3 separate regions of the Homo sapiens genome follow, and regions 2 and 3 are each linked to region 1. Evidence: chromatin loops called from intact Hi-C (ENCODE). Cell type or tissue: heart left ventricle. All regions are shown on one strand. Links, peaks and the distances in the headings refer to the core of each region. The heading gives the core; the rest is flanking DNA.

What was found. Hi-C counts contacts between places; a loop is a spot of excess contacts. Peaks named below come from ENCODE experiments on the same cell type or tissue, not always from the same donor. Only the 100,000 strongest peaks of a DNase experiment are listed, where the experiment ranks them.
Region 2: it touches region 1 in a loop (2.3-fold over the local background); 23 of 110 quality-filtered maps call a loop at or near these places.
Region 3: a loop joins it to region 1, with 4 times the contacts of the local background. A loop is called at or near these places in 10 of 110 quality-filtered maps.

Annotation. Positions count from the first base shown.
Region 1 is chr20:38,216,027-38,225,902 of GRCh38, forward strand. KIAA1755 reads right to left here. Exons shown (of 14, transcript NM_001029864.2): 8 at 9,639-9,755; 9 at 7,512-7,610; 10 at 6,423-6,571; 11 at 3,604-3,742; 12 at 2,218-2,340; 13 at 1,227-1,448. Among named protein-coding and RNA genes, the nearest start is that of KIAA1755, 40 kb to the right of the region's middle. RefSeq lists enhancers at 1,489-2,688, 3,103-3,604. In heart left ventricle, for the core only: CTCF peaks have their summits at 5,252 (motif pointing left), 5,455, 6,858 (motif pointing left) and 7,072; DNase peaks (open chromatin) are centred at 1,844, 5,255 and 6,815; H3K27ac peaks cover 499 bases.
Region 2 is chr20:37,892,368-37,902,243 of GRCh38, forward strand. LOC124904896 (a long non-coding RNA gene) reads right to left here. Exons shown (of 3, transcript XR_007067576.1): 3 at 5,914-7,150. Among named protein-coding and RNA genes, the nearest start is that of VSTM2L, 5.8 kb to the right of the region's middle. RefSeq lists a silencer at 4,992-5,041. In heart left ventricle, for the core only: a CTCF peak has its summit at 5,026 (motif pointing left); no DNase peak of the experiment used is centred there.
Region 3 is chr20:37,646,882-37,656,757 of GRCh38, forward strand. No RefSeq gene overlaps it. Among named protein-coding and RNA genes, the nearest start is that of LINC00489, 29 kb to the left of the region's middle. RefSeq lists a silencer at 5,094-5,246. In heart left ventricle, for the core only: a CTCF peak has its summit at 5,161 (motif pointing right); a DNase peak (open chromatin) is centred at 5,208; H3K27ac peaks cover 271 bases.

The DNA of each region.
Region 1 (9,876 bases), core at 801-8,800:
AATAGTAGTACCTGTCTCATAGGATCGGGGCGACAATAAAATGATACGTGAAATGACTAGAACAGGGCCTGGCTTGTCATAAGAACTACACGGCCATTAACTATGGTCTTAGCAAAGAGCTGAGGCCTAGAGCAGTGAAGACTGTGGTTGAGGTCACAGAGCTCACGCAAGGACATGAAGCCCCAGACTCCAAGGCTCGGATTCCGCCTGTATCGTGCTCTTAACTGTACACAGCTGGAACTGGGGGAGCCCTTTGCTGCCACTGCCAACATCTGCCTCCCTTGCCCACTGTCCCAAGGAGACAGAGAGTGCCCTGTCCTCCCAGGGCCCCAGGCGTGAGTTGACCAGAGTCCCTCCTGCTGCCCTCTGAAGCAGCCTGTGATCGCTGTGGCCTGCACGTGGGGCTGGCCTGACAGCTGGGAGGCTGGGGTCAGGTCTTTCTCATGCTTTGTCCTTGGTGACAAGTGCAAGGGGCAGCCAAGGGCACTGGGTCTGGGCCAGCCATGGGGGTCCCTGTCCCAGCTGGACCACACTCTCCCAGGCTGCTCCTTTGTCCCCACAGACCTCAGTTTTCCCATAATTTTTTTTTAAAGAGAGATTTGGCTACATGAATTTAGGACAGGTGGCAGCTCCTAAATCAAATCATCCTTCACCACTGCCCTCTTTGGGCAGTTTTCTCATCTGTAAAATGGGAACAACATTGGTTCCCTGTCATCAAAGAGGTATGGATAAGAATGAAGTCAAGTAAGGTGTGTGAAGTGCTCACAGGAGGTCTGGCATGGTGTACACACTCAGAAATGTGCACTCCCCTCCCAACAACCCCTCATCCTCACCATGGTCAAGCCTGCTTGGTGAAGGGATCTGTCGTCATTTCTCTTCTCTTTGGGGAAGCATATAAGGCATGTCACGGGGTACCACAGACACATCTATGTTCAAATCTCAGCTCTTCCCCTTCCTCTGTTTTTTTCCTGTTACAAGACTTGGGGAGTGAATCACGATGAGCCTCCGACTGTGTCTGGGTATCCCTGTCCCTGCTGTGCCCCCAGCCAGGGGATGGGGGTGGTGTCTGTGCAAGTGGGTGGGGGGGGGCTGTGTCTAGGTATCCAAGGGATGGGGGCGGTGTCTATGCAGTCAGGCCATGGGGCTGTGTCTAGGTATCCCTGTCCCCACCATAGCCCCAGCCAGGGGATCGGGGGGTATCTGTGCAGGTGGGCCGCGGGGCTCACCCTCTTGCAGAAGCGGTGCAGGTGGAGCAGCGTCTCGAGGTCCGTGCGTTGCCGCTCGGCCGCCATGTAAAAGTGGGTCAGCTCAGCCTGGAAGGCCCGCTGGGTAGAGGCAAAGGCTGCCAGCTCTGGGAACTCTGCACGTTCTGCCTCCCCAGCCCCTCTGGCTGTAGCTCCCAGCTGAGCGGCCTGCTTGGACAGCTCCAGGCCTCGGCGGTACTGGGCCTGAGAGGGGAGAGGAGGGGGCGCCCACTCAGCACCCACCTTGGCTGGGGCCTCCCTCGGAGGTCAGCAACCTCCAGCTGCCTTGCTGGCGAGCCAGGAGACTTCCTGAGCTTCAGTTTCCTCATCTGTAGAATGGGGACCCTAATAGCACCCACCTCACAGGGCTTAGCTCCTGGTGAGGGTTGAACAATTAAGAGCAGTTATCACGCTTCTGGAAGTCTCCAGGCCCTCGCCATGGCAGTTCACTTTGCCTAGCCGGGCTCTGCTTAGATGTTCCTTCTGGAAAACTTCTCTGACTCCAAAGGCTCCTGCTCTGAGTCCCCACATTCTCCCTTACTGTGCGCTTCCCTGTTTGTCCCCGCCCCCGCCCCCGCTCCCCACTGGCCTGAGAATTCCTGAGCGCTGATACGGGGCTGAATCACCCTGTGGTCCAGAGCCTTGTCACATCGCATCACGTTGATGCAGCTTCCCTGCCCTCCAACCCCCGGCTCTGTGAGGCTGAGTTATTAGGTCTAGGATGGGGCCCTGGAAACTGCATTTTAAGAAACCCTCTGGGGGATTCAGAATATTCTTTGGGCTTGGCCATCTGGTAAGAATCTCTGGGGGAGATAACATCTCAGCTGAACTCTGCAATCCAAGCTGGTTCCCTCACTGTCTCTGGAACTTTTCTTGCTCTTTCCCACCTCCACAGCTTTGCCCTGGCAGTGCCACCCCCTCTAACGCCCTCTCCATCTGCTCCAGTCCTGCTCCTCTGTTGTCTGGAACGCACTGCAGCCTGGAGGAAGAAGTTCTCAAATTCTGCGTGGGCTTTCTCCACTGTCTCCAAACTTCCATCCTTGGGGGTCAGTGATTGCAGGCACCGCCTTCCTTCCTGCTCCATCCAGTCGCTGACCTGGGGCAGGAGAGGCAGATTTGGACATGAGGGGCTGCTAGGAGACCTCCCTTGTCCAGCTCCCCCACTTCCTTGCAGGCTGAGGTCTTCTGTCTTCACTCATTCAGTGGCTAGGCCTGTGACCACTGGCTTGGACTGAAATTCTCCCAATTCTGGGCGTGGGAAGAAATGACTTGGGGAGGGGGAGTGTGTGGTCATGTTCTTCAAAGCGGGACCCTGGAGGGCATCTGGCCTGGCCAACGCCCTCAGTGCACAGTTATCTGAATGAAGGCACAGGGTGGTGAACTTCAGGCTACTCTAACCACTCAGAGACGCCGGATCATAAAAGGGGTGGCCTCAGGGGTGATGAGCTCCCTGTTCGGGTGTGTGTGTGTGTTTGTGTGCGCGTGCACATGCAAACAGTGCTGGAGAAGAAGCTGCAGGCTGCAGAGGAAAGTCCATGGGCCTGCTGGGAACTCACCATGTGAACATGGTAAGCCACTCCCCCTTTCTGGGCCTCAGTTTACTCAGTGGTAAAATGGGGTAGACATGAAGATTCAATGAGGGATAGAGGGTATATAATGGCTCTCAACCCCGAGTGGAAGTTCCTTTCTTATTCTGGGGCATCTTAAAGAGCCTATTCACTCACTTTATCTTCACAGATCCAATGTAGCACGTACTGATATTACCCCCCATTCAACAAATGAAGATACTGAAGCACTGAAGAGTTAAACATCTTGTCCAGGGCCACACCACGAGTAAGTGCTGGAGCCAGGAATGAACCAGGGCTGTCTGATGCAGGAGTGTGCCGTGCCCCACAGCTCCAGGCTGACAGGAATGTGTTGGTTCTCGGCACCGGCAGTCAGATGAAGCCACACCAGGTGCAGGTTCCAGAATCAGACCCCGAGATATGCAACCACAAGCAGGTAACATAATGTCTCCCAGCCTCAGTTTCCTCATCTGTGCAGTGGATGAAATCCTAGCACCTTCCCCATGAGTTCAGAAAGCAATGATGTTCACAACGGCTCTGGCCCAGGGCTTGGCACAGAGTTGGCGCTCAATAAGTGCAGCTCTTGGGGCTATGTTTTCACCCACTGAGCACTTATTGAGCACCAGGTCATGTGCTACGCCCCAAGGATGCCTGCCTGGCCTTTGAAGGATCGCCAGCTTGGTGTCCTTTCTCCAGAACAAAGCACCTGACTAGGGACGGGCCCAGAGTCGGGGCTTTCCTGTGGAATGTGGCCAGGCAGAACCCCCACACCCCAAGCCAGACACCCCTTTCACCTGGTGAATGGCAGCTTCCAGGCGGCCCAGGCGGACACGGAGCTCCAGCTTCCCCAGGAGGCTGTTGGAAGCGGTGACCAGAACATGAAGCTGCTCGTCCACAAGGCTGTACAAGGCAGTGGCTGCAGCCAGATGGCTCCTGGGAGGTGGGCGGAGGTGAGAAAAGGCCTCTGTTGCCCTCTTCACCCTGCTGTACTTCTGTCCCGCATAGGCCTGCCCCTCCATCTCTGTGGCCCCAGCCTGGGTTTCCAGCTAACTTGCTGTGTGACTGTGGGCAGGCCCTTCACCAAGGGCCTCAGCCTTGGTCTTCCATGGGACTGGGAGGACAAGAGAACACAGTAGGAAGTGAACTGACCCTCCCCCTTCCCTAGAAGGGAATGAAGCTGGCCGGACAGATCTGGGTTCAAAGCCCAGCTCTGCTGCCTTCTAGTAGGAGGCTCTGTGCAAATTTCTCAACCTTTCTATGTCTCTGCTTTTTATTCTGTGAGGTGGAGATAATCACAGAACCCACTTCATAGCATGGTTGTAAGGATTAAATGATCTAACGCCCTGGCCCTCAACTCTAGCTATACATTATAACCTGCCCTGGGAGCTTTAACAAATCTTAGTGCCCTGCCCCAGGCCAACAAAGTCAGACTCTGAGTGCAACCAACACACTGATGTTTCCCTTTTTTTTTTTTTTTTTTTTTTGAGACGGAGTCTCACTCTGTCACCCAGGCTGGTCACCCAGGCTAGAGTGCAGTGGCGCGATCTCCATTCACTGCAACCTCTGCCTCCTGGGTTCCAACGATTCTCCTGCCTCAGCCTCCTGGGTAGCTGGGATTACAGGCACGCACCACCATGCCGGGCTAATTTTTGTATTTTTAGTAGAGACAGGGTTTCACATATTGGCCAGGCTGGTCTTGAACTCCTGACTTCAGGTGATCTGTCTGCCTCAGCCTCCAAAAGTGCTGGCATTATAGGCATAAGCCACCACGCCCGGCTGAGACACTGATGCTTTCTAAAGCACCTCAGGCGGTTCCAGGGACAGCCAGGGCAGAGAACCAGCGCTCATGCGTGCAAAACACTTAACACAGTGCCCAGCGCACGATGTTTGTCAGGTCCGTGCTATTTCTATTGCAATGGTGGGAAGTAGCTGCAACATGCCTGCCGGCCCTGCCTCCATTTCACAGATGGGAAAACTGAGGTCAAGGGAGGGGAATCGACTTGCAGATGACAACCTGAGTTGGAACCCCACCCAGGGCTGTTTCTGCACATAATTTTAAAAAATGCTCAAAGCCACAAGTCACTAAGGAAGAAGTGTGGATGGGATTTCAGGCATGGTGATATTTGTGTGAAGGGAGGAATCTCCAACCCTGCTCTGCCCTCCTCTGCCTTCAGAGGGAAAATGGAAGAGAGAAGATGGAAGAAAAGCTTTTGACTTCCTGGAGGGTGCTTTGCTCTACCTCAGCCTCCCCATCTGACTGCAGCTCCCCACGGGTTGCCACCCTTGCAGGGAAGAGGTGTGGCCCAGGGTGCGTGAATAGGATAGAAAATCTCTGCCTGCCTGGAGAGGGAGGGACGGAGGGACGGGGACAGCCTAGGGGCTGCAGGGACCCGCTGCAGAACAAACGCCCACAGCAGCTCATGTGGGACCACAGTGACCCCTGCTGGAGATGCTGGTAGCTGCGGGTCTGCGGGGCCTCGGATGGACAGGAGGGGCCTGGGCTGGTGGGGCAGGTAAGGGTGGAAGAGGCTGAGAAAGGCAGTGCCAACCCCCACCAGGCACTGAGGGGCAGGGAGATGACCCCATACCAGTGCTGCCCGTGCGTCCATCTGTGTAAGCCTGCTCTCAAGTCTAGTGCAGCTCTGGGTGGTGTGTTCAAGATTCTGGGACCAGACTGCCTGGATTCAAGTCCGGGCCCCACCACATCCCAGCTATGTGACCCTGGACTAATCACTTACCTTCTCTGAGCCTCAGGTTCCTCCACTGTAAAATAGGCATAATATCTGCAGCTACCTCGGAGTGAATTAAGTGAGCTGGTATTTGTAAATCCCTGAGAAAAATGCTGGACACATACAAAGTGCTATTTAGGTCTTGGTTCTGTAAACAAAATGTTCTTAAAAGCTCATGCATACCAGCCCTTGACTTTGAATATAAGTAGCTGTGTTCTAAGAGGGTGAAAATACTTGCAATTACTGACCAATTTAATGACTGACTTTTCCCCACCCCCTAAATTTAAGAAAGCTGGGACTTTCCAGGAATGTCTATAATTTATTCTGGCTCTGAGACCCCTGAGACACCATGAGGTTCTCACAAGTGTGTCTGAGCAGCCTACCGGGAAAGGCAGGGCCGGGTAGGGGTTAAATGCCCAGAAGGCCTGGCTTCAAATCCCTTACCAGCCGCTGTCTAGCTGCTATTTCCCTTCGCTGAGCCTCAGTTACCCATCAGCCAAATGGACAATGTGGACCTCACAGGGTTCTTGCCAGAAATAAATGAGGCAGGCTCTTGCAGGGGTTCAGCGTGGTGTGTGGGTCAGAGAAAGTGCTTTTCCAAAAGGGTGACCAGAAATGGGTAGGCGACATCCTCTGATGCCCATCCCAGGCTCAAGATGGCTGGGGCTGAAGGAGGGAAAGCAGAGAAGGGGCGAGGAAATTGCCAGGGCTCAGGGCAGGTTTCTGTGACCAGGCGTCAGCCTGGGATACAGGCCCTGCAACTACTGCAAAGCTGGGCGCCCTCGGGGCTCAGCTATGTGTGCCCTAGGTGGTGTGGTCCCAGCTCCAAGCTCCTGGGCCAGAAACAGGATGGGGTGGAAGAGGAAAGGCCTGGACGTCTGTACCTGACATCAGGGCTGAAGTCCAGCCTGCTGGCATCATGCTGCAGCCTGGCCAGGGTGGCTCCACCTTCCCGCTGGAGGCCCAGTAGGCCGGGGTCCCTCAGCACAGCCTCCATCAGCTCCTTGGACTTGCTCAGGCACCTGGTAGCCTCCTGCCAGCGTAGGGAGGTGCCCTGAGGCCCCATCCCCACTCTCCCTCTGCAACCTTCCAAGGCTCCCCACACCCAGATCAAGTCCAACTCCCAGTTTGGCATTCAAGGTCCTCCAGAAAGTCTGTCATTTCTGTCTCTAAAACATCCCCTCTAGCCATGTCCCCTCTCGTCACCACGGCAACCTCATTGGTCCACCCTCCAGCATCTCTTGCTGGGACACCCATTCCAGCCTCTTCGCTGATCTCCCTGCTGCCCTCTGGCTCCCCCTACAGTCTGTTCTCCACATGGCAGTTGAACGGATCTCAAAGTGCAAATCTGATAACCCCTGGTTTAAAACTCTCCAGTGGCTTTCCCTGCAGGCTTCGAACTGAATCCCAGCCCAACTCTTCCTTGGTCCAGCTCCTGCTGCATCTAGAAGCTCCACTCATGCTTCTTTCCCACTCATTCTGCTCCACACTGGCCTCCTTGCTACTCCTGAACACCCCAGGTATAATCCCACCTCAGGGCCTTCACATGTGTTTGCCCCCTGCCTGGAGCACAGCCCCCCACAAAGGCAGGCTCCTTCTCAAACTTCAAGCCTCAACTTAAACTCCAGCTCTTCAGAGAGGCCCTCCTCCCTCCCTCATTATTCCCAATCTTACTTCCACAGGACTTGACACAATTTGGAATGACATACCCATTTATAATAGTTTGCTTTTTAAACTACCACCTCTGCCACAGCACCACGAGCCCCAAGAGGGCAGGGATAAGTCAGTTTGCTCCAGGCTGGTCTCCAGTGCAGGGTACAAAGTGGGTGCCCCTCAAATATGAGTCAAATGAATGATGAAAAACAGGAATAATGTCCTCCCCCTTTTCCCCAGGCCGTCCCCTTCTCGAAGCCCTTGGTCCATGGGGTCTGGGGTGTGATGTAGCTTCCCCAGTCACCATGCTCCAGGCTCACCTGCATCCCCCCAGGGGGGTCGGCCTTCTCGAATTCCTCGATGGAAGCTTGTAGCAGGGAAGAGGCCTGGTGGAGGTCAGCAAGGAAAGGGTCCAGCTTCTGCAGGACAGAGGACCAAAGGGCAGGTGTCAGCCCAGGCCAACCAGGAGGATGCCTCTTGCATCTCAGGAGCACAGAGGGGAGGTGGGAGGCAGTGGCTCTCCAACTCCAGGTGCATCAGAAGCATCTGGAGAGCTGGTTAAAACACAGGCTCTGGGCTCTGCTCCTGAGGTTCTGCTTCAGTTCCTCTGGGGCGAGGCATGGTAGAAAGTGCATTTCTAACAAGTTCCCAGGTGTTGCTGATGCTGCTGGCCTGGGGAACCACACTTTGAGAACCACTGGTGTTGAGTATGAGTGAGGGAGAAGAAAGGAGACAGGCCTGAGCGACTCCCAGGCCAGTGGGGATACCATGATTGGTAAGGAAAGGAAGAGGGCAGAGTTAGGGGAACATTTTCAGCTGAGTCCCACTTCGGCCCAGCTCCATCACTTACAAGCTGTGAGACCTTGGGCAAGTTACTTAACCTCTCTGTGTCTCTGCTTCCTCCTCTTTAAAATGGAGATCATAGTAGTTCCTGCCTTATAGGGTTGTGTGAGGATTAAACCCATTAATATATGCAAGGCACTTAGAACAGAGCCCAGCCCATACTGTGTTTATCATCATTCTCACTTCCATGTAGTGGGTCTACAGGTAAGATTTCATGTAAAGGAAAGGGTTTAAAGCTAAAATACAGTTCAAAAACCAGTGGATTCATTGGAGGCCTCTGGAAAGGGAAGCTAGGACCCTGGGGGACAAGCGGAAAAGGAGATTGTTCAGTAGGTATCTTTTTGGACCATTTGAAATGTGAATATACTTACTGCCTATTCAAAAACACACAATTTTAAAAAGATCACTTGGGCAAAAAGTAAATAAGCCACCATGTTACACTGTTAGTATAGACCGGCGGTTCTCAATGAGGGGTGACTTTGCCCCCGGGGACATTCAGCAATGTCAGGAGACTTTTTTAATTGTCATAATTTGTGGGGTGCAAACAGTGGGTAGAGCCAGGGCTGGTACCAAGCATGCCGCAATACACAAGACAGCTCCCAACAAAACAGAATTGCTCAACCCCAAATGTGAATAGGTTAAGGTTGAGCAACCCTGGTCTAGAGAGGACCCGGGGCGGGCATTGATGGGCATCGGTTTCGGTGTGGTTTAAGCCCACCGAAAGGCACCCTCGCCCTATGTGTCCTCGTGTACTAAATTGGGTATGAAATGCCCCCTCTTGGGGTTGTGGGGAGGAGGGACTGTGATTACACAGGAAAGGAGCCCAACACTGGCGGCTGCCTTATTTCCTCCCTCTTATAGGAGGGAACCAGACCCTGAGCTTCCTGAGTTGTGTGGGTCCATAGAGCAAGTGCCTGTAAATTTATTTTATTTTATTTTAAGATTCTTTTTGAGACAGAGTCTCACTGTGCCACCTAGGCTGGAGTGCAGTGGTGTGATCTTGGCTCACTGCAATCTCTGCCTCCTGGGTTCAAGCAATTCTCATGCCTCAGCCTCCCGAGTAGCTGGGACTACAGGTGCATACCACCATGCCTGGCTAACTTTTTCTTTCTTGTATTTTTAGTAGATATGAGGTTTTACCATGTTGGCCAGGCTGGTCTCAAACTCCTCACCTCATGTGATCCACCCATCTCGGCCTCCCAAAGTGCTGGGATTACAGGTGTGAATCACAGCGCCCGGCCCTGTAAATTTATTTTCAGTTAACATAGACCTAGCTCTTTACCCGTATTAACTAAATTAATCCTCACAAAAACCCCATGAGGAGGTACTATTATTATCCCCTGTTTAGCTGATGAGGAAACCAAGGCTCAGAGAAGGTAAGTAACTTATCCAAAATCACACAGCAGAGCTGGGATTGCAATGTAGGCAGCCTGGCCCCAGAGCCTGAGCTCTTAATCATTTGACTCTGTACCTTCACTGTAAACATTTGTTGAGTGACCGTTTATTTTTTAGCATAGCAGGGTTGATGGATCCATGGGACAGAAGAGTGAAGAGAAGAAGAGAAGGAGTGGGGGTCAGGGGCTAAAGGCTGTGACGGTAAACACCTGGAAGAAATGAACCCACTCGGTGTGGCAGTAGGGGAAGGGGCCTTCCAGGACTGCGGGCAGCTGGCTGGGGTCCACATGGTGGCTGAGGGCCTTCAATGAGGTCAGCACCTCCACCTGCAGACCAAAGAATCAGGAGAACCAGGGACTCAAAGTGAGGACAGTCATTTTAGAAGGTCCTGCCCAGATCCCTGCCCCAGCACCAGTTCATTTCCCACAAGTAAGGTTGACTCCAGCT
Region 2 (9,876 bases), core at 593-8,592, 320 kb before region 1:
ATCACATTTGTGTATTCATTCAATAATTATTTCTGGAGCTCCCACTTGGCGCCAGGACCTCTGCTAGGAAACAAGGAGCCACAGCCCTGTTGTCATGGAGTTTACATGTAGTGAGGACACGGCCAAGAAATAGACATGTAATGTGGCAGAGAAGGGTAAGTGTTGAGGAAAATATAGAAGGGTTAGGGGCTTCAGAGGGATGAGGGCTGCATTTTAGATGAGATGGTCCTGGAGCGTTTGCGAGGCAAGGAGGCAGACAGGTGGCAGATACAGGCCCAGGTCACAGTCACGGCGAGTCTTGTGAGGTGTGGTGAGCACCCTGGTCTTGGCCTGAGTGAGGAGACCAGCTTTGCAAAGGGAGGCGCCAGGGTGGGAGCCTGCCATCTGCCTCGGGACCCCTGCAGCCCAGCTCCAGCATGCAGCATGGTGGGCACTCCAGAACACTTGGAAGGAGAGAAGAAAAGAAAATCTAGAAAGGCACTCTCTGGTGGGGGAGGGGCCTGGGGATGCCCAGGGCACAGACAAGTAACATGGAGGCCTGGTCCCTGTTCTCTGGCCCCAGAGGGTCCACGTCCACCAAGGTCCGACATATGGATGTCCCAGGGAGGAAGGCAATTTCAGCCAAATGATGATAATGAAGGTGTGTGTGGTAAGGAACGCAGACATGGCAGAGGACAGAGCATTTCCCATCGCCGTCGCCTCTAATCCAAGCACCTCATGAAATTGGCTCTTCTATCCCCCATTTTACAAAAGAGGAAATCGAGATTGAGCCAACTTAAGAGATTTGCCCAAAGCCACCGGGTACGTAAACGGCAGAGCTAGGTCTCAAGCCCAGGCCCGGGGCTGCCTTTCTAAGGGACAGTGCGCTTCAGACTTGGAAGGAGATGCCTCTGGAGGTATGGGGCTCCCTCTGATTGGAGAGGTCCTGGAAGAAGTTAGCCCCACCCTGCAGGGTGCAGCTGGCCAAAGGAGGAGCCACATGCAACCTTGAGGATACAGCAGAGAATGAGAGTGTTGTTTTTGCCCTTATAGAGCTTATGGACTGGTAGGGGAGATAAACACTAAACAGCTAGGTGCACAACTACTTATTTGATTAAAATTGTGGTCAGGTGCAGTGGTGCACGTTTGTAATCCCAACACTTTGGGATGCCGAGGTGGGAGGATTGCTTGAGGCTAGGAGTTTAAGACCAGCCTGGGCAACATAGCAAGACTCCATCTCTACAAAAAATAAAATTAGCTGAACATGGTGGTGTGCACCAGTGGTCCTAGGAAGCAGAGGTGGGAGGATCGTTTGAACCTAGGAGTTCAAGGTTACAGGGAGCTATGATTGAGCCACTGCACTCCAAGGCAGCAGAGAGGCAGAGCGAGATCTGGGTGGCAGAGCCAGATCCTTTTTTTTCTTTTCTTTTTTTCTTTTCTCCTTCCTTCCTTCCTTCCTTCCCTCCTTCCTTCCTTCCTTCCTTCCCTCCTTCCTTCCCTCCTTCCTTCCTTCCCTCCTTCCTTCCTTCCTTCCTTCCTTCCTTCCTTCCTTCCTTCCCTCCTTCCTTCTTTCCTCTCTGTTTCTTTCTTTCTCTTTCTTTCTTCTTCCTTTCTTTCTCTTCCTTTCTTTCCTTTTCTTTTCTCTCTCTCTTTCTTTCTTTCTCTCTCTCTCTTTCTTTCTTTCCTTTCTTTCTTTCACAGAGTCTTTTTGTCCCTCAGGCTGGAGTGCAGTGCAGCAGCTCAATTTCAGCTCACTGCAACCTCTTCCTTCCAGGCTCAAGTCATCCTCCCACCTCCGCCTCCCAAGTAGCTGGGAATACAGGCACGTGCCACCACGCTTGGCTAATTTTTATATTTTTTTTGTAAAATCTAGGTCTCACTATATTGTACAGGTGGGTCTCAAACTCCTGGGCTAAAGCGATCCTCCTGTCTCGGGCTCCCAAAGTGCTGGGATTACAGGCGTGAGCCACTGTGCCTGGCAAGACCCCATCACTTCAAAAAAAAAAGTGACCAGGATGATGGCTGTTACTGCTGCTGCTTCCACCACCCTGGCACTGGGGCCCTGCTTCCTCTCTGAAGCTGGAGAAGGCTGGGCAGCCCTCAGAGGCTCCCTCTGCTCTGCAGCAGGAAATCTCAGGAAGACGCTGTCACCCAAGGGGAAAGCAAGGAGGATTAACCCCTGAGGCTGCAGGCATCCTTGAACAAGCCCAGCTTTACCAGCCACCTGGGCAGGTCCTCCCCAAGCCTGAGGCCCTGTCTTCTGCCTGCCTCCACCTGAGGGCTCTGATGGCAGAGGCTGGGGGCAGTGGACCTTGGTCCCAGCCACTGTGTGACTTCAGCCCAGCCACTTCATCTCTCTGAATCTTCGTGGTTTCAGCTGTAAGATGGAATGAACAGTCCCATCCTTGTCACGAGGATTTGGTGAGATAAATCCTGGTGTCTGGCACACAGGAAGCGCTCAACAGATGCTCATCCCCTTCTCCTGTGTGGGGTCCATGGAGATACTAGGCCCAGGCCTCCCTTAGAGGCATCTAGCTCTGTGCTGTCCGCTATGGTAGTCATGAGCCACACGGACCATTGAGCACTGAAAATGTGGCTGTCCAAAATTGAGATGTGCTTTAAGTATAAAATGCACACACCAGATTCTGGTGGCTTGGTATGGAAAAAGGAACGTAAAATATCTCAGTAATAATGCTTTATATTGATTATGTGTTGAAATGATAATATTTTTGATATATTGGGTGACATAAAACAGATTATGAAAGTTAATTTCACCTGATTGCTTTTACTTTTTTAAAATGTGGCTACTAGAAAATTTAAAATTACACAGGTGGCTCGCATTTTACTTCTGTTGGACAGCATCGGCCTAGCTAATTACTCACAACCATGGAATATTTAGACTGGCATTAACCACGCCATTAAAGTCAGTTCAGGATTTTAAAAACACTCCTACAAGCAGGGCCTTGTAATTGGCAGAGACCCTGCTGTCCCGCGGTGTTTAATAAGCACTTGGTTTGCAGGGTGAAGGGCCCTAGGAACCCCTCCCTGATGCAATTAATTGCCTTTGATGGGGATTGTCATTAGGCTTCTTGCTGGGACAACACAGATACGAGCCACATGTACTTACTGGCCTTGGTAGAGTGCAATTTGTGGGTTTAGGTTCAAATCTGAGGGCCAAAGCCTGGAGGGATACTATGGGCTGAATGTGTCCCCCAGATTCATATGTGGAAGCCCTAACTCCCAATGTGGCTGTACGGTATTTGGGGTAAGGAAGTAAATAAGGTTAAATGAAGTAGGAAGGGTGGAGCTCTGATCTGATAGGATTAGTGTCCTTATAAAAGAGACAATAGATATTAGGCTGGGCACAGTGGCTCAAGCCTGTAATCTCAGCACTTTGGGAGGCCAAGGCAGGCAGATCATTTGAGGTCAGGAGTTCAAGACCAGCCTGGCCAACATGGTGAAACCCCGTCTCTACTAAAAATACAAAAATTAGCTGAGTGTGGTGGCAGGTGCCTGTAATCCCAGCTACACAGGAGGCTGAGGCAGGAGAATCGCCTGAACCTGAGAGGCAGAGGTTGCAGTGAGCTGAGATCACACTACTGCACTCCAGCCTTGTCTGAATAGAGTGAGACTCTGTCTCAAAATACATAAATAAATAATAAATAAATAAATAATGAGAAGAGACACCAGAGAACTCCCTTTCTCCCTTCCTCTTCCCTCTCCCACCCTCTTCCTCTGCACATACAAAGAAGAGGTCTTGTGAGCACACAGCCAGACAGCAGTCACCCCCAAGCCAGGAGAAGAGGCCTCAGAGTGAAACCTATCTTGCTGGCACCTTCATTTTGGACTTTCCAGCCTCCAGAACAGTGAGAAATAGATTTCTGCTAATTTCTGCTTAACCAGTCTGCAGTGTTTTGTTACAGCAGCCTGAGCAGACTAGGACAAAAGGTTCTTTGGGCCTCGGAGAAGTTCCCTCTTTGGGAAGCCACAGAGCTGGATGTTTTTTGAGGAGCTGCTTGGCTGCACAGGTGATGATGGATCCTGTCTGACCTCCTCAGGCAAGTGGCATGTGGAAGAAGGACCCCGGCCTAGAGTCAGGAGACCTGGGTCTTTGGCCTCGTTCTGCCATTCCCTCACTGTGAGATCCTAGGCTTCTCTCCATGTCTTTCTAGACCTCAGTTCCTCTGTCTGCACAAAAGGGACATGAGGATTGATCTTTGATGGCCTTCTCCGTTAAAAATTAGAGATGCTGGCTGGGCATGGTGGTTCTCGTCTGTAATTCCATTCGCCACAGTGGGAGGATCGCTTGAGGCCAGGAGTTGAAGACCAGCCTGGGCAATATGGTTAGACTCCTATCTCTACAAAATATTTTTAAAATTATCTGGGTGTGGTGGTGCATGCCTGTAGTCCCAGCTACTCGGGGGCTGAGGCGGGAGAATTGCTTGAGCCCAGGAGTTTGAGGCTGTAGTGAACTGTGATAGTGCCTGCCACTTTACTCCAGCCCGGGCAGTAGAGTGAGACCCTGTCTTAAATAAATAAATTAAAAAGATGCTTTAAATTTAAGTTTTAGGTTTTAGATTATGTCTTCACTCTGTGTGGTCCACTTAGACCGGAATCCAGAAGAAAAATGTCAGGGACACTCCCTAGGACTTCTGGCAAAGGCAGGAGCCAGAATGAATGAATTTCCTGTGCCCAGGCCCCCCTGCTGTCCCTGGCTCCTAGCCCTTGGCCCAAGCATGGCTCTCAGCCTAGACAAGGCCTTCCTAGGAGGCCTAGGAGCCCTGCGGGAGGCAGAGTGCAGATAAAGGCTCGGAGTCCGTCCATGTGGAAAACCTGGGTCTGCGGCGATCGTGAACCACATGGGCAGAGGGGCCAGACCTGGGGTTCCTATGATGGGAACATGATGTGACTGTGGAGGCCAGTCAAGGCTCCTGCCAGCGGTGAGTGGAACAGATAAAGAAATCAGTCATCAGAGGAGAGAAGTACCCCAGACCGGAGTGGGAGGTCACATATCGGCTCCCTGTGCTGCCCTCCAGAGGGGAACTGGGGCAGAGGGGCCTCCTCATTCCACGAGGCTGGCTGGGCTCAATTCAAGGAACCCTTGTCCTCCCACCTCTGTTGGAATCCTCACTGCAGCCCACTGGATCCCTGCACGAGACACACCTGGGGTGCTTAGTGAGCAGGCAGATTCCCAGATACCCACCCCGAAAAGCCAGTCTGAAAGAGAACACCCAGGGGTGGGGCCTGGCCACAGCCAGCCTCTCCAGAGAGTCTCAAGTCCAGTAATATCTAATAACTCTGTGTTTAGGCCAATGGTGTTCAATCCTAGCTGTGGACTGTGATCACCTGGGGAATTTTTTTTAAACCCTGATACCCAGATCTCACCTAAGACCAATTATGTCAGAATCTCTGGGGTGTGCCCTGGGCACCCATATATTCTTAAAGCTCCCCAGTCGTCCCAGTGTGGGTCCAAGGACTGCCCCAGCTCCAGATCAATTCTAAGAGCCTCAAGATGAACATCTGGGGAAAAGGAGAAGTCATGAGTCTCAGATAAGAGAAATAACTTGCCCAAGGTCACACAAGGTGGTGATGGCAAAGCCCGTCCTGAAACCCAGGCCTCTTTCCTGACCGTGGGCCAATTTCTTCCTGATGCTGCATCTCTTTTTAAAAACCAGAGCCCAGGCAGGCAATGCCCACAGTATTTCACTTTAATAATATTGGAAACCGGTACAGTCAGGGCCACCACAGTGGTGGGGCGGGAGCCTCGATGGCGATTAGGGGAGCTGTAAGTCTTTCGCTTTATCCAAATCTTGGGCAGTAATTTAGAAAATTTAATTAAAGGGGGAGAAATGGGGACACCTCGCGCTCCCTGCCTCCTGTTATAATGAGTGAAATACACCAGGCTGTAAAAGGAAATGCTGTCTGAGACGCAGCTCCGATGTTTTATTGCCAAGTTTTATTCACTGATGTAAACGTAATCGCTGGAAACCGGAGCTCTTATTAACACACATATTTTCACACATCCGGGGCCCCTCCTGCTCCCCCCTCTCCCTCTGGGCTTGTTCACCCACCTCCTAGGGTCAGCCCTGCTGCTTTCTGGGCATGTCTATGCCAAGCCTGGAGTTCCGCACCGGTTTCATACCCTCCCATGGCAGATAAGACTTTAATAGAATTCCATTGCTCCTCAGAGCTCAGTAATGCATTCTGGAAATTAGGCGGCTACATACTAAAGCCATTGTTCCCCCTTATAAATGGGCTCTCTCAAAGCCAGTGACCATGGGGGCTCTGATAAGCTCTCATGAAGCCTCACTCCACATGTTATTGGTGTGCTAAAAGGTGCAACTCCAGGCTTACATTGCTCATTGTTAGGGGCTGATACATTTAAGTAGTTTCTCCATGAATCAGGCAGCCTAGGTATTTCCCCCACTCTTGGCATTGATAGATGAGCAAAAGGAAGCCATTTAGATGGTGCTATATAGGGCTCCAGCCCACGTGGTGAATGATTTCCAATGCCTGGTTTAATTTATTTTTAAATGAAATTTGTTATTGATTCTGGATTAAAAGGACAAATCTTACAGCTGTTACCACTGACAGAGCCACAGTGCTCAAGTGACACCTCTCAAGGAGGGGAGGGAGGGTGGCCTGTCTGAGTCAAGGGGAGGGTATGGAGACTCTCCAGGGAGCTTGGCTCAGCAGTAAGGGGCAGTGCAAGATCCCATGCTTAGAGGGAAGTTTAAAAATATCATCTTTCCCAATTGAAATACTTGACGTGATGCTCACCTCTGAGCCTCATTTATATAATGGAAATAGCAGTGATATTTGCCTCATGGCATCCACACGACCACTAGAGGCATGTTAGTTGCCTCCAGGGATGGGAGGCTTTCCATCTCCTGCAGCATTCCCAGAATGAAATGAGTGACAGGCGTCACCCACTCTAGTGAATTCCTAGAGACTGTTTCCTGGGCTAGTCTTTGCTTACCTTCTGCCTCCACTAGGCTCTCGGCTTCCACGGTGCCCAGAGATTACACTTGCATTGGGAAGCAGACAAGAGGCACAATTACACAGGGGAGGAGGATGGGCTGGGATGTGTCCGTTCACATTCAGCCTCTGCCCTACCTCACTGTGCAACTTTGTGCAGGTTACATCATCTTTCTGAGCTTTGTTTCTCCATCTGTAAAAGAAGGAAGGGTATAATAGCAGCCTCAGGGGTTGTTGTATGAATTATAGGAGATCATGGGTGTGAATGTGATTTGTAAACTGTAAAGTGTAGTTTAGGTGCTGCAGGAAATACAAGTGGGACAGTACAGTATAGTGGGAGGTCTCTGAGTTGGGAGACAAAGGACCTGGATCCAGTTCTGTCATGAGTGGCTGTGTGGCTCTGAGAAAGTGAATTACTTTCTCTGGGTCTTAGTTTCTTAAGGTGCCAAGAGGGTAGGTTGGAATCAAACATATGAAATGTTTGATTGGCTCTGGAATCAAACACATCATGGCCTTGCTATGTCGCTTTAGGCAAAATACCTAACCTTTCTGAACCTATGTCCTCATCTGTAGATATCAAGAACACTAGTCAACATGTATCATGTATTTGCCATGTGCCTGGCATTGTTCTAAGTGCTTTCCATGTAACAACTCATTTAATCCCCACCACCCTGCTGTGAAGGAGGTATTATTACCCTTGTTTTACAGACGAGAAAATTGAGGCACAGGGAGGCTAAGCAACTTGTCTAAGTTTACACAGCTACCAAATGGCAGGATTCAAAACAGAGAATATGGCTCTAGAGCCCACACTTCTAACCACACCATCCTACCCTACCTGGCCTGGTGGTTCTGAGGATTAAGGGGAATAATGAAAGTTCTTAGGGCCATGCTGGGCATACAGTGATGAGCCAACAGAGGCTTGGGGACTGGGAGAAGGCAGCAGGCATTTCTTCCCATGGGGACTCAGGCTGGACCTCGCCCAACTGGGGACTCAGCTAGACAGAGGGGAAGGCATACAAGCACAGGGGAAGCACTGGGAAGGTTGAAGATGTAATGAGGCCAAGGCATGCCCAAGAGAGCACAGGATATGTGCAGGAGGTGAGTCTGGGACCCTGAATGCAAACTAGAGAAGTCAGGATTTCTCACATAAACAGGCCATCAGAGGGTTTTTTTAGCAGAACCATTATATCATGAGCATTTTCTTCTTTTTTCCTTTTTTTTTTGAGATGAAGTCTCACTCTGTCACCCAGGCTGGAGTACAATGGTGTGATCTTGGCTCACTGAAAACTCCGCCTCCCAGGTTCAAGCGATTCTCCTGCCTCAGCCTCCTGAGTAGCTGGGATTACAGGTGCCCACCACCACTCCTGGCTAATTTTTGTATTTTTAGTAGAGATGGGATTTCACCATGTTGGTCAGGCTGGTCTCGAACTCCTGACCTCGTGATATGCCCACCTCGGCCTCTCAAAGTGCTGGCATTACAGGCGTGAGCCACCACACCTGGCCGATCACGAGCATTTTCAAAGGCATACAATCCCTGGATGTCTGTCCTTGAAGGAACCTTGACCTTGTTCCAGGCTTCAAAGAGAAAAGATTTCTGAAGGTCAGCCGGTGGGCTAGGGGCACAGCAGCAATGTGCTGCCATCCCGCCAGACCCCCTTCCTCTGCAGGCCTGAGCAATCTCTTGTTTACTCCTCTTTAATCTCCTCTCCCTCCCTGTCCCCTTGCCTGTGTCTGCTCCCTCCAATCTGTGGTTTAAGAGGAGAAAGCCCGGGTTTGAGTCCCAGTTCTGTCACCACAGTCTCCTGGTGAGGCCTCAGGCTGGGGTTGAAGGAGTCCTGGGTTTTAGTCTGGCTAACATGGTGGCTGCTATGTGATCTGGAGGATTCTCAGTTTCCATATCTTTATGATGGAAGCAGTAGTTCATTTCGCTGGGAGCGGGGTTCAGGGTAGTTAATGAATGAGAAAACACGTGCATAGAGTCCAAGACGCCTGGCCAGCCCAGGATAACCTAAACACCACCTCTGTGTGGGAAGAAAGTGAGAAGTGAGAGAATCAGGCAAACACGGCCCCTTCCTCCAAGGCATGTGGTCCAGAAGGTTCGGGGGGTGGGGGAAGCGGTCGACGCTTGGGACCTGTCCTCGGTACTGAAGGGAGCGCGGGGGCTGTGGACGGTGCTAGAACACAGTGCTTGTAAGTGCGGGACATCGTGGAGGAGGTGTCCTTAGTTTGGAAGGAGCTGGATTGTTGCTGGCTACCACGGGCCCCATCCGGTGTGCTACCCCCCCCCCATAATACTGGAAGGGGGGCGCTAAGACAGAGGGAAGACGGCGAGGGGCTATGTTCCTTGGTCTCTAACCTTGTTCTCAAACTTGGGCGCTGTACACACGGCTGGACGCGGGATCCACCTGTGTTCTGGAGTGGGGAGTGGGCTGTCGGAGGGGTTGACCCTGTTCGACGGGGACGGGGAAGAAAGTCTGAGGGTCTGTCCACGGTGTGAACCCTAGCATCAAAGGGCCAGTTGAGACGCTGTCCACGGTGCCCAAAGGATGGGCCCGGGTGGGGCGGGGGGCGGGGGGCGGGGGGGGGGCTGGCGCTGTCCTCCTCCGTGGTGCTGAAACCGGGAGGACCAGGCTGTGTGAGCAGGGAGGCCTGGGGAAGGGCAAGGGATGAGAGCAGGAGGGACCCCGCCCAGGAGTCAGGGGCCTCGCCCGACTCGCCGTGGGACCTCAGAGAAGCTAATTACCTGATTTCAGGCGCTTCCTTATCTTTTAAATGGGACCACAGTTCCGCCCTCCTGTCTGTCCCATCAGCCCCAGTAACACGGCTTGGGAAGGAACTGGAGGACTTTGTTGGATTCTTGCTCTTGGGAATGGGAATGGTGCCCTATCCCCCTCCCCTGCCACACTCACACACACATAC
Region 3 (9,876 bases), core at 542-8,541, 570 kb before region 1:
ACTTTGGGAGGCCGAGGTGGGTGGATCACCTGAGGTCAGGAGTTTGAGACCAGCCTGGCCAACATGGAGAAACCCCTGTCTCTACTAAAAATACAAAAATTAGCTGGATGTGGTGGCACACACCTGTAATCCCAGCTACTTGGGAGGTTGAGACATGAGAATCGCTTGAACCTGGGAGGCAGAGGTTGCAGTGAGATAAGGCAGAGCCACTGCACTCCAGCCTCAGCAACAGAGTGAGACTCTGTCTAACTATGGGGCATGTTGGCTCATGCCTATAATCCCAGCACTCTGGGAAGCCAAGGTGGGAGGATCATTTGAGTTCAGGAGTTTGAGACCAGCCTGGCCAACATGATGAAACCCCATCTCTACTAAAAATACAAAAATTAGTTGGGCATGGTGGCAAACACCTGTAGTTCCAGCTACTTGGGAGGCTGAGACAGGAGAATCGCTTGAACATGGGAGGCAGAGGTTGTAGTGAGCTGAGATTTTGCCACTTTGCTCCAGCCTGGGCAACAGAATGAGACTCTATCTCCAAAAAAAAAAAAAAAAATAACTATACATATATATAGTACAAATATAGAGAGAGAGCAAGAGAGAGAGAATGATAAAACAAACATGGCAGAATGCATACAATTGGCAGGCCTGGGTCTCGGCTCCCTGCAACCTCCACCTCCTGGGTTCAAGCAATTCTCCTGCCTCAGCCTCCTGAGTAGCTGGGATTACAGGCATGTGCCAACACCCCTGGCTGATTTTTGTATTTTTAGTAGAGACGGGGTTTTGCCATGTTGGCCAGGCTGGTCTGGAACTCTTGACCTCAGCAATCTGCCCGCCTTGGCCTCCCAAAGTGCTAGGGTTACAGACGGATCTGATTTCTTAAGGTGAGGCAAAGGTAGAGAGAATAAAAACTAGTTGAGCTAATTTAAAGAATATTAAATAACAGTAGCCAGGTGGGACATTTGGCAAAGTGGGACTTTCACCTCCCATGAGGCATTTGATGTTCCTCACACTTCATCGGGGTCCTCTGGCTGGCAGCCCCCTTCTCATTCATTCATTCCATACCCCCTTATTGAGCACCTACTGTGTGCTAGGCACCTGTTGGGCACTGAGGAGTCAATAGTGAATGATACGAGGCAGACACAGGTCCTCCCTGGAGAGGCTGACAGCCTCATGGAGGTGTTGGGATAGGAAGACATGCAGTGAGTGGTCTAGGGAGCCCCGTGCCAGCTGCTATTGTCCCTGTGGGGAAAGACAGGCTGTCTAGTGGCTCACCACTGGCAGTTGGTGTTGGGGGAACCATCACATGCTATACCTCCTAACAAGGGACAGTTGTGTCACTGGGCCCACATAACAGTGTCTCTGTGTGAGCAGGGGGCAGGGAGCAGATGGGCAAAGTCACAGTATGCACTGAACACCTTCCTGGATGCTTATTTGTTGCCGAAATTTGTTGTCATGGGGGCTGAATAACTTATTGTTTTTATATTAAAAGAAACAGAAGGACTGGGAAGGGGCACAAGAGCATGTTTTAGGATGATTAAAATGTTCACTTTCGTAGGCTGGGCACGGTGGCTCATGCCTGTAATCCCAGCACTTTCGGAGGCCAAGGCAGGTGGATCACTTGAGGTCAGGAGTTCAAGACCAGCCTGGCCAACAAGGCGAGACCTCATCTCTAGTAAAAATACAAAAATTAGCTGGGCATGGTGGCAGGTGCCTGTAATCCCAGCTAATTGGGAGGCTGAGGTAGGAGAATTGCTTGAAACCAGGAGGCAGAGGTTGCAGTGAGCCGAGATTGCACCACTGCACTCCAGCCTGGGTGATAGAGTGAGACTCGGTCTCAAAAAAATTTTTAAAAAGCTTATTTTCTTGATCATGGTGGTAGTTCCATGGTTGTATAAATTTCAAAACTCACTGAAATGTACACTTTAAATGAATGAGTTTTATCATATGTAAATTACACTCCAATAAAGCCGATTTACAAAAGAATTTTTTACAGGAGTATGAAAATTATACATTATTTTGGAGAGGCTCAGAGAAGTTGAGTAACTTGCCCAGGATCAAAAAACTACTGACGGGAGATGAAGGAAAAGAGACCCGGGTGTGCCTGACCCCGGGATTAACTACAATTGGTACATGCCTTTCATTCATCTGCATAAAAAAAAGCGACTTCCATTTTGAAAAGCAACATTCTCAAACAGCATAGAATCTACCCTAGTCATAAAGATTTCAGAATTAGAAGGGAATTAAGTGGCCTCAGAGTTCTGTCTCCTTCCTCCTCTGCCCAATGACACACATAGAAGCCCTGCCCTTCTCTTTGGCCTTGATTGACCTCTGAGTCAAGCCTTTGAGAGTCACCCTGGACACTTCCATCTATTGTTTTTTCTTTTTTTTTTTTGAGATGGAGTCTTGCTCTGTCTCCCAGGCTGGAGTGCTGGGATTACAGGTGTGAGCCACTGCGCCCAGCCCACTTCCATCTATTCTTGTATTCTTGTATCAGTTAAGCCTCCCTCACTCTCAGCCTCTGTCTCCTCTTTTCTGCCCTGGCCCTGGGGTTTCGGAGGCTCGGCCCACCTTGTCCTACCCCAGCTAAACATCTTTGTGTCACCCTTGCTGTTTATTCTTCCACAGTCTGGGAGACCAGGAGGGGACCCTTTGATCTGGGTGGGAAGCAGGGACCATTTGAGAGGGTTTGCCATTGACCTACTTTATAGATGAAGAAAGAAGGCTCAGAGAGGTAGAGGACCTGCGTGAGGTTAAACAGTTTGCACGGGATAGAGCCTGAACCCACCCAGATCTGTCTGATTCCAGATCCCAGGCCCTTACCCAGAAAGATAGTAGGAGGCCAAGTCATGAGGCTGAGGGTTGGGTCGGGGGAAGGCAGAGGGTGTGAGAAGTCTCTTTCAAACTCCCTTCATTCCAGAATCAGCTCTGTCAATGGCTTAGAAAACCCCAGTCCCTGAAGGGACAGGGCTGCCAGGGCCTCTTGCCGAGTGACTGCAGACCACATTTTTCTTAATCTTAATTGAAAACTGTTCAAGTAGAAAAATCATTTCACTGCTTCATCTCAGAAAGGAAAAGAAGAAGGGAGAAGGGAGGGCTCGGGTTGGGTTGGGGGATGGAGGATTTAGCCAGAGAGGAAAGGCTGTGGCTATCGAGGGCTTGGTCCCTACCTGCCCTGGGCCTGCCACTAGGCCTTGCCCAATTGGGCCTCCCTGAGCCCCAGGGCTTGGGGGGTTGGGTCTGCCGGGCTACTGATGCAGTCAGTCATAAGTACGAGGGTCCCACCATGTACCACGCAGATCCTTGGCCGGGATCCCAGAACAATGAAACACCGTCAGATGCAGCTCCTAGGGCCTGGGAACTAGGGGCTTCTAGTTCCTCCCCTCCTCCTCTTCCTCTTTCATTCATTCCTTCCCTCCTTCAACCAATATTTATTGAGCATCTGCAATGTGTCTGCTACTGTTTCAGAATATACAAATAGCTCCTGCCCTCCTGGAATGCACTGTCTAGCAGGGAAGGCAAATCATCAGATAAATAGAGAATAACACACTGAATTTAGCTCTGAAGAAACGGGGAGAGTGGGGTGAGCAATTATTCTATAGGCATGGGTGGGAATTGTGATTTAGGCTGAGCAGTCAGGGAGGGTCTCCTGGAGGAGATGGTATTACAACAAAGGCACAAAGGGTGGGTAGGAGTTATCCAGGCAAAGGCAGAGGTGGGGTCAGTGGTGGGAGTGGGATAGCACCCCCAGGACAGAGGGAGGTGCTGGAAAGGCTAGACTCTTAAGCAAGACTGATTGGGTTCAAATTCCAGCTCTGTCACTAGCCAGCTGAGTGATCCTGGAACAAGTTAACTAACCTCTCTGTGCCTTAATTTTCTCATTTGTAAACAGAGGATTATTGTGAGGATTAAGTGGGTTTACATAGATAATATGCTACAATGGTGCCTGGACAGCACTATTGTAAGCAAACAAAAAGCCCCAGCCTGTGCAAAGGCACTAGAGCAGGCAACTGCAAAGTAAGTCATCGAAGTCAACAAAGGAACAGGCTTTATCCCAGGGCAAACACAGATTGGGTACATGCCGTGGAAATCCATGCTGTGCTCCAGAAAAAATGGAGGCTAAAATCCTGTATCTGCCGGGTAGTCAGAGCAAACCTATGTTGGTACCTTCTACCCCTCTTTTCATGGCATCCCTGTAACCTTGGGAAGAATCCTTGGTTATCCTCACTTTACAGATGAGTGCACTGAGGCTCAGAGAGGCCAAGTGACTAGTCCAAGGTCAAGCAGGTGGGGCTGAGCCCAGGTTTGGCTACCTCCAGAGCCCAAGTCTCTTACCACTGTGCTCTACTGCCTCAATTTTGAGATGTAACAAAAATGGCATCTTATCTAGGTTTGACTATTTGTTGAGCACACGCTGTGTGTTGCATCTTGGGCTACACGTGCCACACAGGAAGCAATTTATAAGATGCAGGCTAGGTAGGGCAGTCATACAATATTTTTCCTAAACTGAGTCACTTTGGACGGTGAAAGTGGCACTCTTCCAGGATGGCATGTGTCAAATGGAACCTAGGGTCACCCCAAGCTTGGGGCAGGTGATCAAGAGCATGGAATCAGGTAGACCTGGCTGGCTTAGTGCCCTTGGGCAAGTCACTTAACTTCTCTGAACCTGTTTCTCCATATGGGGGTAACAATCCCTAGCTCCTAGAGTTGTGAAGATCAAATGAGACAATGGGATGACAAATACTAAGCCCAGTGCCTGGCATGGAGTAGGCCTTCAGTGAATGGTAGACATTATTATGTAATACACAGTCAGTGGATTTCCCTCTGTCTGTCTCTTTACCCATCTCCCTGTTTCTCAGGTTTTCTCCTCCAATCCCCTTACCCCTTCCAGGACCCAGGTCTAATCTGATTTGCTGTGTGTCCTTGGGCAAAAATCTCTTCCATTCTCTGGGCCTGCTCTCTCCATCCAGCTAGAATGCTTCAACAAGGCTGCTGGGGTCCCATCTCTCCCCCTTCCTCTCTTGGCTGGCCTTGCTACCCTGCCATCTATCCCCAGGCTCATTTTACAGGTCAGTTCCCTTTAATGAGCAGGGCTCAGAGCCTTTTCCCTCACAAAATGGAAACTGCGGGTTCATCAAAATCTCATTAACCTCCATTCTCCTGGTGGGCCTGCAGGGGTCAGACCTGTCTCAGGGTGGCGGTGCCACCTCCCAGTTGGCAGGCTCCAGGGCTGTCTGGGGCTAGCGGTGGGTGGGGCTACTGGTTTGCTGGTTCCAGACAATATTCATGCCACAACATCCAGTCCTGCCAACCTTGGCCACCTGGAAGGAAGAGGAGAGAGGGGGCCTTCAGCACTTTAATTTGAAAACTTGCCATGGGACCGAGGGATGTTGGGAGCAGAAGAGAACGGCTGGCTTCTAGTGAATTAATGCTTTGCTTGTAACTGGTAATTTTCTCCACTTTCATGTCACCTGGCTCTTTCTTCTTCTTCTTCTTTCATTTGATCTTACTTGGAAGGGTAATGTGGCCCACCACTGTCTCCTCCATCATGGTCCTAATTTTTCATCTAGGACTTGTCTGAGCCTAGCCCTGCTCATGTGCATGGTCTCTGGAGGAGCTTGGTAGTGAGGGTTTCTGGGATCCTCTCACTAACCAGGGGGCTGTGGGAAAGTTGCTTAGGCTCTCTTAGCCTCACTTACCTCCTCTATTCTGAGAATAAAATGAGATAATGTATTTAGTGCCTGGCAACCACTTTGAAAAACATGGTGGCAGTTTCTTCTAACCTTAAATGTGCACTTATTTAGTCGAGAGAAATAAAAACACATGTCTATCAAAGATCTGTGTACAAATGTTTGCAACAGATTTATTTTATTTATTTTTTTTGAGAGAGAGTTTCATTCTCTCGCCCAGGCTGTGGTGCGGTGGCATGATCTTGGCTCACTGCAACCTCTGCCTCCTGGGTTCAAGCAATTCTCCCGCCTCGGCCTCCCAAAGTGCTGGGATTACAGGTGTGAGCCATCACGCCCGGCCATAACAGCTTTATTCATAATTGCCCTGAACTAGAAACAACCCAAAGGTCCATCAACTGGCGAATAGATCAATAAATTGCAGTTCGACCATATGTTGGAATACTAGGTGCAGGGAAAAGAAACCTACGACTGATGTCCACAATGACATGAATTAATTTCAAAAGCATTCTGTAAAGTGAGGGAAGCAGACTCCAATGGCTAAATACCAGGTGATTCTGTTTAATGACAACCTGGAAAAAGCCAAACTGCAGGCACAGAAATGAAATCAGTGGTTGCCAGGGGCTAGGGAACGGGGAGGGGATCCACTGCAAAGGGGCACAGGCAACTTTCTGGGGCTAGAGAAATGTTCAATATCTTTTTGTTGTTGTTGTGTCTAGAGATGGGGTCTTGCCATGTTGCCGAGGCTGGTCTCGAACTCCTGGGCTCAAGTGCAGGCAGGAGGGCAGTGGCACGATCTCAGCTCACTGCAACATCCACTTCCTGGGCTCAAGCTATTCTCCTGCCTCAGCCTCCCGAGTAGCTGGGATTACAGGCGTGAGCCTCTGCACCCAGCCAAATATTCAATATCTTGATTGTGGCGGTGAGTATACTGGTAACTATGTCTTTCAAAACTCACCCAAGTGCACACTTTAAAAGGATGAATCTTATTGTATGGAAATTACATCCCAGTAAACCTTACTTTAAAAAATAATGCTAGCCAGTAAAACTGTCAGTTAATTTTAATTTTTTTTTAGACAGGGGTTATTAGTCCATTTTCATACTGCTATAAAGAACTGCCCAAGCCTGGGTAATTTATAAAGGAAAGAGGTTTAATTGGCTCACAGTTCAGCATGGCAGGAGAGGCCTCAGGAATCTTACAATCATTGCAGAAGATGAAGAGGAAGCAAGCCACCTTCCTCACAGGGCAGCAGAAGGAGAAGTGCCAAGCGAAGGGGGAAAAGCCCCTTATAAAACCATCAGATCACAGGAGAATTCACTCAGTATCACAGGAACAGCATGGGGGAACCACCCCCATGATTCAATTACGTCCACCTGGTCTTTCCCTTGACACGTGGGGATTATATGGATTACAATTCAAGATGAGATGTGGGTGGGGGACACAAAGCCTAACCATATCATTCTGCCCCTGGTTCCTTCCACTACATCATTCTGCCCGTGGCTCCTCCCAAATCTCATGTTCTGTTCACTTTTTGAAACCAGTCATGCCTTCCCAACAGTCCCCCAAAGTCTTAATTTATTCCAGCATTAACCCAAAACTCCATGTCCAAAGTTTCACCTGAGACAAGGCGAGTCCCTTCTGCCTATGAGTAAAATCAAAAGCAAGTTAGTTACTTCCTAGATACAATGGGGATACAGACATTGGGTAAATACACCCATTCCAAATGGGAGAAATTGGCCAAAACAAAGAGGCTACAGGCCCATTCAAGTCTAAAATCCAGTGGGGCAGACAAATGTTAAAGCTCCAAAATTATCTCCTTTGACTCCATGCCTCACATCCAGGTCACACTGATGCAAGAGATGGGTTCCTACAGCCTTTGGCAACTCCATCCCTGTGGCTGTGCAGGGTACAGCCCCCCTCCCAGCTGCTTTCATGGGCTGGTATTGAGTGTCTGTGGCTTTTCCAGGTGCATGGTGCAAGCTGTCCATGCATCTACCATTCTGGGGTCTGGAGAACAGTGGCCCTCTTCTCACAGCTCTACTAGGTAGTGCACCAGTGGGGACTCTATGTGGGGGTTCTGACTTCACATTTCCCCTCCACACTGCCCTAGCAGAGGTTCTCCATGAGAGCTCCATCCCTGCAGCAAACCTCTGCCTGGATGCCCAGGTATTTCCATACAACCTCTGAAATCTAGGCAGAGATTCCCAAACCTCAATTCTTGACTTCTGAGTATCCACAGTCCCAATACCACCTGTAAGCCACCAAGGCTTTGGACTTGCACTCTCTGAAGCAACAGCCTGAGCTGTACATTGGCCCCTTTTAGCCATGGCTGGGATGTAGGGCACCAAGTCCTGAGACTGCACAAAGGAGCAAGACCCTGGGCCTGGCCCATGAAACCATTTTTAGCTCCTAGGCCTCCAGGCCTGTGATGGGAGGGGTTGCTGTGAAGATCTCTGACACGTCCTGGAGACATTTTCCCCATTGTCTTGGTAATTAACATTTGGCTCTTCATTATTTATGCAAGTTTCTGTAGCCTGCTTGAATTTCTCCTCAGAAAATGGTTTTTCTTTTCTATCACATCATCAGGCTGCAAAATTTCCAAACTTTTATGCTCTGCTTCCCTTTTAAACCTAAGTTCCAATTCCAAACCATCTTTTTGTGAATGCATGAAACCAAATGCTTTTAAGAGGATGCAAGTCACCTCTTGAACACTTTGCTGCTTAGAAATTTCTTCTGCCAGATACCCTAAGTCATCTCTCTCAAGTTCAAAGTTCCACAGATCTCTAGGTCAGCAGCAAAATGAAGCATAGCAAGAGTGACCTTTGCTCTAGTTCCCAATGAGTTCCTCATCTCCATCTGGGACCACTTCAGCCTGGACTTCATTGTCAATATCACTAACAACATTTTGGTCAAAACCATTCAACAAGTCTCTAGGAAGTTCCAAACTTTTCCACATCTTTCTATCCTCTTCTGAGCCTTCCAAATTGTTTCAACCTCTGCCTGTTACCCAGTTCCAAAGTTGCTTCCACATTTTCAGGTATCTTTATAGCAGAACCCCACTCTCTGAGGTACAAATTTACTGTATTAGTTTGTTCTCACACTGCTATAAAGAACTGCCTGAGACTGGGTAATTTATAAAGGAAAGAGGTTTAATTGACTCACAGTTCCACATGGATTGGGAGGCCTCAGGAAACTTACATTCATGGCGAAAGGTGAAGGAATCAAGATACCTTCTTCACAAGTCACAGGAAGGATAATCTATGCAGGAGGAACTGCCAAACACTTATAAAACCATCAGATCTTGTGAGAACTCACTCATTATCAAGAGAACAGCATGGGGGAAGCCGTCCCCATGATCTAATTACTTCCACCTGGTCACTCCCTTGATATATAGAAATTATGGGAGTTATAATTCAAGATGAGATTTAGGTGGGGACACAAAGCCTAACCATATCAACAGAGTCTCACTCTGTCACCCAGGCTGGAGCACAATGGTACAATCTTAGCTCACTGCAACCTCTGCCATCCAGTCTCAAGCCATCCTCCCACCTCAGCCTCCTGAGGAGGTGGGACCATAGGCGCATGACACAATGCCTGGCTAATTTTTTGTAATTTTTTTGTACAGACTGGGTTTCACTATGTTGCAGGCTAGTCTCGAACTCCTGGACTCAAGGAATCTCCCAACCTCGGCCTCCCAAAGTGCTGGGATTACAGACGTAAGCCACTGTACACAGCCTAATTTTAAAATTTATTTTGCTTTTTAAATTGAGGTATGGTGTACAAATAGTACACTACACCATAAAGAGCCCCAATCTTGTGTATACATCTTGAAGACTTTTTACATTTTTGTACATCCCATGCAGATCAATGTATGAAACATTTCCAGGCCCTCTTACTCCCTCACTCCCCATCCAAGGCCACAACCCTGAAAGTTAACTAATATTTTGACATCTCTCACCACAGGTTAGTTTTGTGAGATTTTGGATCTCCTATGAATAGTCATCCTGAATGTAATTGTTTGTGTTTGGCTGTTGGTGAGGTATTGAAGTCATCTTCTAAAAACACAAATCAGATCGTGTCGTGTCTTGATTAAGAGCCTTCCAATGTCTTCTCAGTAAGCTTCAAGTAGAATCCCAAGCACTCTCCCTGCCCGCTAAACTATGCATGTCCTACCCACACCATGGACCAGCTGCG